Regions from separate parts of the Homo sapiens genome. Here all the other regions are linked to region 1. A link is a contact called in ENCODE Hi-C or POLR2A ChIA-PET data. All regions are on one chromosome and are shown on one strand. Each heading gives the region's core, a stretch centred on a gene start or an enhancer-like site at or near the end of the contact. The rest is flanking DNA. Distances are from core to core; before and after follow the strand shown. Region 1 holds the start of NARS1 (asparaginyl-tRNA synthetase 1). Region 2 overlaps LOC105372146 (a long non-coding RNA gene). Region 3 holds the start of LINC03110 (long intergenic non-protein coding RNA 3110).

The links. A loop is a pair of places that touch in the nucleus more often than their neighbours do. ChIA-PET counts read pairs that join two places held with the same protein, here RNA polymerase II (POLR2A). Pooled maps may share reads with other maps.
Region 2: a pooled map shows a loop between it and region 1 (3-fold over the local background). The contact joins the enhancer-like site here to the promoter of NARS1 in region 1. A Hi-C loop is called at or near these places in 1 of 37 single-sample maps with no recorded cell type and 10 of 50 pooled maps.
Region 3: a loop to region 1 is called in a pooled map, with 4 times the contacts of the local background. The contact joins the promoter of LINC03110 here to the promoter of NARS1 in region 1. A Hi-C loop is called at or near these places in 3 of 50 pooled maps. POLR2A ChIA-PET finds 5 or more read pairs at or near these places in 2 of 52 experiments (B cell and GM12878).

Annotation. Positions count from the first base shown.
Region 1 is chr18:57,620,044-57,623,657 of GRCh38, forward strand. It overlaps NARS1 (asparaginyl-tRNA synthetase 1), which reads right to left and starts at 1,793. Exons shown (of 14, transcript NM_004539.4): 1 at 1,665-1,793; 2 at 526-608. The coding sequence starts at 1,674. RefSeq lists enhancers at 1,642-2,346, 1,727-2,066.
Region 2 is chr18:58,759,856-58,763,469 of GRCh38, forward strand. All of the region lies in intron 1 of LOC105372146 (a long non-coding RNA gene), which reads right to left. Among named protein-coding and RNA genes, the nearest start is that of LINC01926, 52 kb to the right of the region's middle. RefSeq lists an enhancer at 2,128-2,177. Within about 2 kb of position 2,041, at least 5 of the 41 ENCODE cell types and tissues checked have a DNase peak (open chromatin) inside an H3K27ac peak, as active enhancers do.
Region 3 is chr18:58,656,573-58,660,186 of GRCh38, forward strand. LINC03110 (long intergenic non-protein coding RNA 3110) reads left to right here and starts at 1,967. Exons shown (of 4, transcript NR_187442.1): 1 at 1,967-2,059; 2 at 3,291-3,441.

The DNA.
Region 1 (3,614 bases), core at 543-3,042:
CTAGATCCTGAGAAATAACAGCACTGTTAATTCATTAACAGAATGTTAATAAATTGGCATTCTAGCTTGAAGCTCCAGACTCATGAGTCAGCTCTGACAAATGAATCCATTCTTGGTGGTCTTGGAGTCAAATCTCAGGATCACACTCTGGATTGTGGTAAATTCACCAAAAGCCCTCTCAGGAGCCCCCTGGTCATGAGCTCACTGTAACTGAGGAAAGGTAACTTTTATCTTTACAAGAATTGAAAACCCAGCAATCTGACTCAATGGAGAGAAAAATTCCAAGAAGCAATGCCATGTGGTAAGAAAGAAGAGACCTTTTTTCAAAATGTTAAAAAGTAAGTTTAGACTTTGATCATCTAACAATCTTAAAGTCACATATCTGTATGCATTCCTTACTTTCCCTTTTCTGAAAATTCTCTTTGGAACCTAGTGTTTGAAATTAAGTTCTTGGCAAGTCACAAGAAAATTGACATAACTCATTAATAAATGCAGTCTCATTTTCCTAATGAGAAGAGACTCTACCTTTAGACCTGTTTTAAATGGTTTCTCCTTGGTTCCATCTCCCGTGGCATCGCTTCCCTCTCGGTCAGAGACGTACAGCTCTGCTGTTTGACAAAATGAGGGTAAGTTATGGTCTGGCCATTAACTATTAGTCACCTTACTACTTTATTCATTCCTTATCTTTGTAAACAGAACAAGCATCGATTAATAAAAATTGAGGTCCATAAGTAATTAATATCCTAGTTATTTCCCCACTCCATTTCAATAACATCCATCTCATAAAAACATTAGTTAATAATCCAGGTTTTCAAAATGAACTCTGATCATTTTAATTTGTGATATTTATTCTATCTAATTGGGCACCCAAAAATAAAATATGGGCTTTGAAGTTGATCAGACATACGCTGGAATGTTGGATTTTGTACCTTAAAAGGCAGGGTGACTCTGGAGAATTTACTTAACCTTTCTGAGCTTATTTCTTTACCTATAAAATAGGAAAAACAATCCCCATCTTGAAAGGCTGTGCTGAGGATGAAATAAAATAACACATACAAATCAGATATCCCAGTGCCAGTTTTTGTAGAGATGGCAAATAAACACCAGCTCCCTCTGGACTTTAAAGGAAACAGAAGCTCTGAGGTTAGAAAATTTCAGAAGGCCTCACAACTAGTAGGTCTGAACAGTTAACATCCATCCAGGTCTCTCTCTTTTTTTTTTTTTTTTTCCTACTGCACAGTATGGTCTCCCCGGAAACCTCAATAAAAAAATGAGGGTGGGAGAAAAACAACTAGAATCCTAAAGCCCCTTCCTGACGATCACTTTGAAGAACTGCAGGAGTAGGGGCTACCCTGTGTCTGAACCCGTCCCAGCGCCTGAGTCTCAGCGCAATCGGGAGGTTTCGCAGCGGGGCAGGGGAAGGGCCCGGAGCCACCGCCATCGCAGCCCGGGGGAACGACGGACTCGGGGAAGCCCGGCCTGGCCCTTCAAGTCCCGGGCCCAGCAAAGGCCAGCACCCTCCCTCCCTCCCTCCCTGCAATCGGTCCCCAAACATTCGCGGGGCGCCCACTCTGGTAGGCACTAAGGAAAGCGCCGAAACCCGACTGGAGCAGAGTTCCTGCCCCAGGCAGGGAACACCGCGCCATACACTGAGTCTCACCCACCTAGCACCATGCCTGCAGTGGCCCTGGTCACCTCCAAGGACACAGACTGCAACACCGACGCCGTCTTATGACTCCAACGTGCACCGGCGGTTTCCGCGATTCCGGCGTTGCATCAGAGAGCGTAGATCTGAGGGCGCCTGCGAGAATCGGCCGAGCGCCGCGGTTCCATTGGTTACGAGAGGTGGGCGAGCGGCGCCGGGGCCGCCATCTTTGGTGAGGGCAGAGGCAACTTCCGGATCCAGAGACGCCCCGCCCCACGCGTTTGTGCAGCTCGGAAGGCGCTGCCTGTCCCGGAGCTCCGCGGCCCTGGAGACCCTGGCACAGTGTCACTTTTGCACCCTTCCTTCCCCGCCTCCCCAACTTTCCTTTCTGAATCTTCCAATTCCGCCCCAGCTGGAGGCGTGCGGGTCCTCTTGCAAACCAGACCAAGGATGTCGCCCCGATCCCCAGATGGTGGAGGCTGGTTGAGTTCATGTCACCAGCAAACACCGCGCCAGCTGCGAGACGGGGTGCGCGGCGGTGGAGGGGACGCAGCGGGTTGCGTAAACTTCCTTTTTTTTTTTTTTTTTTTTGAGACGGAGTCTCGCTCTGTCACCCAGGCTGGAGTGCAGTGGCGCGATCTCGGCTCACCGCACCCTCCACCTCCCGGGTTCAAGCGATTCTTCTGCCTCAGCCTCCCGAGTAGCTGGGATTACAGGCCTGTGCCACCATGCCCAGCTAATTTTTGTATTTTTAGTAAAGACGGGGTTTCACCATCTTAGTCAAGCTGGTCTCGAACTCCTGACCTTGTGATCCGCCCACCTCGGCCTCCCAAAGTGCTGGGATTACAGGCGTGAGCCATCGCGCCCGGCCAGATGCGTTAACTTTCTAAACTCCGTGAGCCAGCGTCCCTCGGTGTTCAGGAGAGGAGCTATGGTATATGTTCATTTAAAATTGTAAGGATTACCGTTAGGAAGGCCATAATAATGTGGTGGAAAGAACGAGGGCTTCGGAATACAAACCTGGGTTCTGCCTTTTACTAACCGTGTGTCTTCAGATAAATTACCTAAACTGAATGAGCTTCATTCAGCGAGTTGGGACCGATTGCAGGGAGGGAGGGAGGGTCCTGGCCCTTGCTGGGCCCGGGACTTGAAGGGCCAGGCCGGGCTTCCCCGAGTCCGTTGTTCCCCGGGCTGCGATGGCGGTGGCTCCGGCCCCTGCCCCTGCCCCGCTGCGAAACATCCCGATTGCGCCGAGAGTCAGGCGCTGAGAGGGGTTTATCTGTGTCTTCAGATAAATTACCTAATCTGAATGAGCTTCAGTTTTTCTATTTGTGAAAGATGATATAAATTCACTGCCCGGGCATGTAAGAGGTGCTAATAAAGGGTCTGTCATCATTTTCAACTTTTTTTTACTTTTTTGGTGGGCTTTTTTTTTTTTTGGAGACTGGGTCTTCTCTGTTGCTCAGGCTGGAGTGCAGTGGTGCTATCATAGCTCACGGCAGCCTCGAACTCCTGGGCTCAAGTGAGCCTCCCACTTAAGCCTCCCAAGTAGCTGGGACTATAGGTGCACGCCACCACGCCTGGCTTATTTTATTTTTATTTTTGTGGAGATGGGGGAGGGGTCTCCCTGTGTCGCCCAGGCTGGTCTCCAACTTCTGGGATCAAGTGATCCTCCTGCCTCAGCCTCCCAAAGTGCTGGTCTTACAGGCGTGAGCTACCACGCCCAGCCCATTCTCAATTTAGTGGAATACCAGAGTTTGTCCCTGAAGCAAAAGAAAACCTTTTTTTTATGAGAGGTCCTCAAAAAAATAACTCTATATATAGGTTCAGGGCCCATCAAGAATATGAACCAAGTCCGGGCACAGTGGCTCATGATTGTTATCAATCCCAGCACCTTGGGAGGTTGAGGCGGGTGGATCACTTGAGGTCAGGAGTTGGAGACCAGTCTGGCCAACATGGTGAAACCCCG
Region 2 (3,614 bases), core at 791-3,290, 1.1 Mb after region 1:
GCCATTGCACTCCAGTCTGGGTGACAGAGTGAGACTGTCTCCCAAAAAAAAAAAAAAAAAAAGAATGACTGATGAAACCTTAGTGAGGGAGGCACACGTGCATCCTAACCTAAGCAGGCGGTCCAGGGAGAGGGCACTGGCTCTCGCTTCAGCCAACCTTGCGAAGCCAACCTGAGATTCCCCATCCCTGGAAAAATGCTTCCTTTAAGATCTCCCAGATCATCTTTACATGGCTGTGCTGTCAATGAGCATTTTTGAATGTTCTCATTTGCTTTCAGAATTCTTCCTGGGCATTATCTGATCCCCTCAGATCTCACAGATGCCACATGCCCAAAAAACCTTGCTGCCGTTTATTTCTTCCTGAGGTGGAGTCTTCCCTTCAGTGGAAACAGCCCACCGTTGCTGCCACCCCTTCTGCTGGGACACCCTGGGGACTCGATGTCAACACTGCAAATCCCTAGAATTTACTGCAGTTCTTTTTGCTATGGGGAAGAGATGGGGTGAGCAGAAGTGCAAAAAGATGCCTTCTTGCCACCTAGTTTCTAGTCACTGCCTTCCTCTCCCAAATGATGCCTCCACTCATCCACTCTAAAGTCCCAATTCCTCAGCTTTCAGGCAGAGAGCCCACTACTACACCACTGTAAGTTGTGACTGACTAGCCCTCCCAGGAACATTGGAAAATTTTGAGGGAGAGAAAGAAAAAAGGAAGAGAAGGAATGAGACAGAAATCTCTCCTAGAAACAGCCACACATGGCCAGCGCAGTGGCTCACGCCTGTAATCCCAGTACTTTGGGAGGCCAAGATGGGCGGATCACGAGGTCAAGAGAACAAGACAATCCTGGCCAACATGGTGAAACCCCGTCTCTACTAAAATACAAAAAAATTAGCTGGGCATGGTGGCGCGTGCCTGTAGTCCCAGCTACTCTGGAGGCTGAGGCAGGGGAATCACTTGAACCTATGAGGCGGAGGTTGCAGTGAGCCAAGATCGTGCCAGCCTGGTGACAGAGCAAGTCTCCATCACAAAAAATAAATAAATAAAATACAAAAATAAATAGAAAAAGAAACAGCCACACATGGACCAGAAAGTTGAGCCTCTGGTGACTTGACTTCAGGTGCTGCGGCAGGCAGGTGGCCCAGGGAGTAACTGGGGAGTGAAAATGAGAATGCAGCACATGGACCAACTCCTGTTGAGCCTCTTAGCAAAAGCCAGCCCTGTCCAGTAGAGCATTTTCCAACTGTTGCAAAAATTACCCTATGAACACCTCTCTCCCCAGAGTTCAAACTCGCACCTTTGATGATACTGCTTCCTGCTGCCATTGCCTATTCTGATGTCAGAGCAGCCATTCCCATGGAAAATGGAATGGAAAGCTAAATGGAGAGTGAGTAGGGGTTAAGACTTCTCTAAAATACCGCGGCTGCCAGGCAATTTCATTAAGGAGAAACAGAGATGGACAATGTCATAAACATTCTCCAGCCATCAGAAGAAACCACTTCCAGGAAAAGTAAATTTTGTGGTCGTAAACACTCACAGCAAGGGCCAGGCCACAGGCAGCGTGGCACTGGCAGAGAGCAGTGGTTGAGGTGAAAGTCACCCTGGGGCCCAGGTCTCAAACTTACCCTGGCTAGACTGAACCAGAACATTTTTCCGTTTCTTTTCCGTAAATTAATGTTTAAAAGTTCCCCTCCCCACATAATCCCAATCTCACTTTCAAGAGATAATGCTATCTCTTCAGTGTATATTTCTTCCGGTTGTATTATGCATATAAATCTCCAGACCATATGGACACACACACACATATGCACACACACGTATGAGTATTATACACATACATGTGTACAGATATCTTTTATACATGTATACACACAGGTGTACACATATGTGCATATGTGAGATCATGCTGAGCTCACCGTTTTCCAGTTCCTACTTTCACTTCACAATAGCTCTTGGCCATCTTCCACCACAGTGTATTTAGAGTGACTCTATAAATAGAACGATTTCTAATGCACCTTTCAGATTTCAACTCTTTAAATAAATGCGACAAGGGCACATCTCGTGGTCCAAGGTCGTGACTGCTAAGGCCCAGAGAACACAACAAATTTGCTGGCTTCAGCCGTGCTGACCTGCTGGAAGATGGGTACAGGCTCCTAAGTGGATGCTGCCATTTGTGCGCCTCCCAGCCACGCACCCCACCCTCATATACACACTATCCCTTGAGGAACATTTACCTTCCTTCCCGCCCCAGGTGTTTGTGACTTGGTGGGTAGTGGGTGACAGAGATGCACCTGTGTCTTCAGAACACAGGCCACTGAAGGACAGCAGGCCCGGGGCTGGTGGGGGCCTGAGCATGCCCTCCCTCACCAGGCTGACCAGGCTTGCATGCAGTGGGGCAGAGGCAGTGGAACTATCCAGAAAACATGCCCATCCCCCCGCCCAAGCCATCACAATGGGAGCTGAGTACAGGGTCACTAGGACAAAGAGTGAATGGAACCATCTTGAAAACAGCGGTGATGTTTCCTGTCTCCGCTGGCACAGGCCTCCGTGGAGCCCACGTTCTTTTCACAGAGTTCAAGTTGCTCAAAGAAATAAGGAGAGGCCACTTGTGAGCAGTGGTCCTCCAGGTGAAACCCAGAGGGCGTCGGGATGCCCACAGGTTCCTCAGGAAACTCATGCGGGGAGACATGGGGGTGCCAGGGACACGCCTCCACCCCACCATGGCTGCCCATAGCAGGGTCCGTGGCAAAGGGACCAGGTGGCCCATGGGTTAGTGGGAGCAGATGCCCAACCACCTCCTCCAGGCCCCACTGCCCCCTTGGGCCACCACAGAGACCTCCAACTTCTCCATCCTCTCTGTCTCTCCCTCTCTCTCCCCACTTGCTCTCTTCCTCAAGGGCCCTTTCCCTGTCAACTACCACTGGCACCCGGCTGGAGGAACAGGGCAGGTTTGCCTGTTAGTACCTGCGGCAACTCATCCCCCAGCCCCTAACTTTGAGGCGATCCCATTTTCCTCCTGTATTCCCTGAGCTTGACACAGCTGAATGTGGAAGACCCCAGGGCAACAAGAGGCTTGGGAAGGAAGGTCACACTGGAGTCGCGGGGGAAGGGTCACCCAGGCACAGGTACTCAGCATAGACTGCAGATGCTGGCCAGCCAGTCCTACACCCAGCTTACTGCAGAGGCACGACCACACTTCTGCTGCAAGGCTGGGGGAGACTCTGTGGTTTCGGTGAGGAAGAGGACAAGGAGGTGAGCGAGCCAGGAACAGCCCCCGCATGTCTCTTATCACGCCTTCATTCCCCTCTCCCCGCAGCACTGAGCTTCTGTGTTTTCTTTCCCCCAAGACTGTTCTCTCGGCTGCTGGTGGCAAAGGAGAGGGCTGCGGGGGAAGGAGAGAGAAAGGGGGGACCCCAGATGATCCTCCTATTCCCTAAGCTCTCAAAGTCTTCAGATATCTACAGCTTTGCTGCTCTAACCGCTCATTGTGAAAAGAATGAGTCTTATACTTGAATACAACCCTAAAATCAAAAGAATGACATCTAACCCGCTGTTCACCATAAATCTTTTTTTTTTTTAATTTTTGAGACAGAATCTCACTCTATCACCCAGGCTGGAGTGC
Region 3 (3,614 bases), core at 717-3,216, 1.0 Mb after region 1:
CCAAGTCCTGCCTGTTTAACTTAAGGTTGCTCACACTACTGAGGCGAGATAGAAAAGTAGTTGGTGAATTTCAATTGGAAAAGTGTAGCCATGGGAAGGAACCTAGGAGTCTCATCTCTCTCCTGAAGTTAATCTGCCCAATGTCTCAAAGGCCTCAAGAACTGTTCTCAGGGAAGTATTAGAATGCAAATAAAACCACCATTCTACTTTTGACTAGAAATCCTCTGGTGGTTGCCTGAGATGGGGAGGTATTGTTTAATGGGTATAGAGTTTCAGTTGGGGAAGATGAAAAAGTTCTGGAGATGAATGGTGATGTCACAACAATGTGAATGTACTTAATGCCACTAAATTGCACGCTAAAAAATGTTAAAATGGAAAATCTTATGTATTGTATATTTCATCACAATAAAAAAATAGCATAGGATGATTGTTTATCCACTGGGAAAATAAAATAAAATAATCATTATTACCTCTAAAACCAAAATAAAACCCTGATGGATGCTTTGCCAGTTAAAGCATCTTCAGAAAGATGACAAGAAGTTAGACACTGTATCCACAGGAACAATTTGGCTTAGGCAGAAAAGGGAGATTTGTAGGCTCACCCAACTGAACTGCAGGAAAGGTGGGTATGAGCTGGACCTCAGGACTGACCACACCTGGGACTGGAACACCACCCGCCCTTTCTCTGTCTCTTGTTTCTGCTTCTCTCAGTGCACCAGCCACTCTCTCCCACCACAGACTGGCTTCTTCTGCACAGCCTGTGGGACATGGCCACCGAACAGCTCAGACTCATACCTCACAGGTTTGCCACCTGAGCAAACCCAAGATCTTCCATCTGGTTGAAGGTCAGAAGTCTCAGGACTGAATTTGGGGAACATGCCTATCTGTAGCCAATCACTGAGTTAGGGAAGCAGATCAGTCAGAAACTGGGGGATCCCATTAAACCACACTGTGGAAAGCAGTATTCCTGAGAACAGAGTGCTACTCCACTCTAGGCAGACAAAGCAGTAGCCACCAGCTATCTGCACAGTCCTTCCCTTCTCTGGAACAGATCCCAAACAGTGCTGGGAAGACCTCAGCAGCACAGTTGGACCACCTATGTGCTCCTTCCGCCCTCATTACTTGTACATCCTGGATCCCTGGATTTCTTAGCTAATGCTGGGTTGGCAGAAATGAGGGGGAGGGGAGCAGTAGAATCCTGCCCTAAATTGCAGCCAGTCATCTGAGGTCATTTTTTCCTTGTCAATGCTATATCCCCAGAGGGTTGGACCCTTCTCTATTCTGTTATGCTTTATTCAGACAATTTCTAGAACAATGTTGGCCAGTATAGATGATTCCCGTCATTTTATCTCTACTACCTAGGTCCAAAGATTCCCCCCACAACCTTGTGAATCTCTGACTCAGTGTTATTAGTCTTAAAAACCCAGGTGCTGAACCAGACTATGCTGTGCTCCTCTTTGGAGTGAATCTTGGATTATCAAATAATCAAATAATGGCTAAGATCAGCCCTTGTTTCCCCATGTCCCTGCTTAGTGCCAGCTCTGTCTTCATCCCCTCCCAGGCTTGGCCACCCTTCTGCTGAGATGCACCCTAGCATGTTGCCCATAAAGGAATGTGAAAAAAGTATCTACACTTCTGAAGATAGTGTGCTCCACCCTTCAAAGCTTTAGGAAGATAAATTTAGACATAAAACAGGAAGTATTTCTCTGTGTGGCTAAGAGTGATCTAAGAGAAGTTATTTCCTCAAGATATTTTGAAGCTGTAGTGTGGGGAAACAGTTCTCAAACCCCAGTGTGGATCAGGATCACCTGGAGGGCTTACTAAGCTACATATTGTTGGGTCCACCCCAGAGTTTCGATTCAGTCGATCAGGGGATCAGAGGTGGGGCCTAAGAATTTGCATGTTTTTAACTCTTTTTTTTTTTTTTTTTTTTTGAGATGGAGTCTCGCTCTGTCACCCAGGCTGGAGTACAGTGGCAAGATCTCGACTCACTGCAACCTCTGCCTGCCGGGTTCAAGCAATTCTCCTGGCTCAGCCTCCCAAGTAGCTGGGATTACAGGTGCGTGCTGCCATACCCGGCTAATTTTTTATATTTTTGGTAGAGACAGGGTTTCGTCATGTTGGCCAGGCTGGTCTCAAACTCCTGACCTCAAGTGATCAGCCCACCTCAGCCTCCCAAAGTGCTGGGATTACAGGTGTGAGCCACCACACCCAGCCAGAATTTACATTTTTCAAAAGGTCCCTGATGTTGCTGAGGCAGGACCACACTTTAAGAACCACTATAGTAGAGGTTTAGGAAGAGACAGAGAAAAATCTCTCCAGGCTACAAGACTGTCTGATGCTGAAGGTCTTGGCCTAGGTCAGCTAAGGTGCTCTTTAGGGTTGATATTCTGTGATTGTTAAACAGGTGACTAAATATGTATCTGTGTCAAGCTACTCTTATTATCATTAAACAGTTCTTGACTGCTTACTTTATTAAAATATAAGAATTTCCAAGAGCTTCGGACCTCTGATCTATATATAACAGAACTTCATTAAGTATAACTCACTAAGTCACTTAGTGAAAAGCTTGAACTACAGAATAGTCTAACTAATTGCCCTTTCAAATAGGCATTTAACAATAATTTCAACTAGCCTCCTACAAAACTGTTTCACAGCAAAGCTTTCACTGATGTTTTTGCAAAATGAATTTAATTACTAATTATCATATAAGGATTAGCATATAGCTGATATGTAAATGTCTTAGGTATGATTTAAACTGTTGAGTCAACTGAACATGTACCTTCCTCTCCCACTTCCTCCAACAAATAAATCTTACTTGTATTTTAATTTAATACTGTGTCCATTCTTCTGAAATAGCTGTTTATTCTGAACATCTAATTTTAGACATATAACTAATATGGTACAATTTTCAACTGCCGGTTATTTAAATGCTGCCCCCTCCCTGACACAAATAAATCTTATTTACATATTATTTGCTTCATAAGTATTCCACCATCCTGCAGTCACTGTGATCATTGTCCCCAGCTAGTCTTTGATCTGTGATAATTGTCCACAGGTAGTCTTTGATCATATGTTCTCCTGTCTGGAGGAACTAATATGTCCTTCCAACTCTGCCCAGCCTTCAGGTACAATTTAGGCCCCTACTTTTCTCTTAGGCTTTCTTCAGCCACTGTAACTTTTTTAAGTTTCTCCCTTATCCAAAGTCCCTTACTACTTAGAACCTCGGAAGTAAAGGGACCTCAGAGAACATCCAGTCCACGCTGCCCTCTGTTTAAATGTGTCTACAGTGTACCACACCAAGGAACTCCCACACTCTGAATGAACAGCCCAGTGATCAGGAGCTTTGAATCAATTCTTGGCACCTAACAGTTTGTGAAGAGTCTGCTAAACTCCCTCTATCAGAAATCCCAGAGGACTGAGAACAGGTCATCCTTGGAGGTATGTAATACAGTATTTAACCACCTTTCTACCTGAGTGTGCTTACCTGCAAAGGGTAATGTCGATATTAACCGAGAATGATCATGGTTGTCACATTTAAACTAATAATAATAAAGTACACAATTTATTATGCAGAAAGAATCATGCCTTCATAATCAGTCTTCACAAAGATT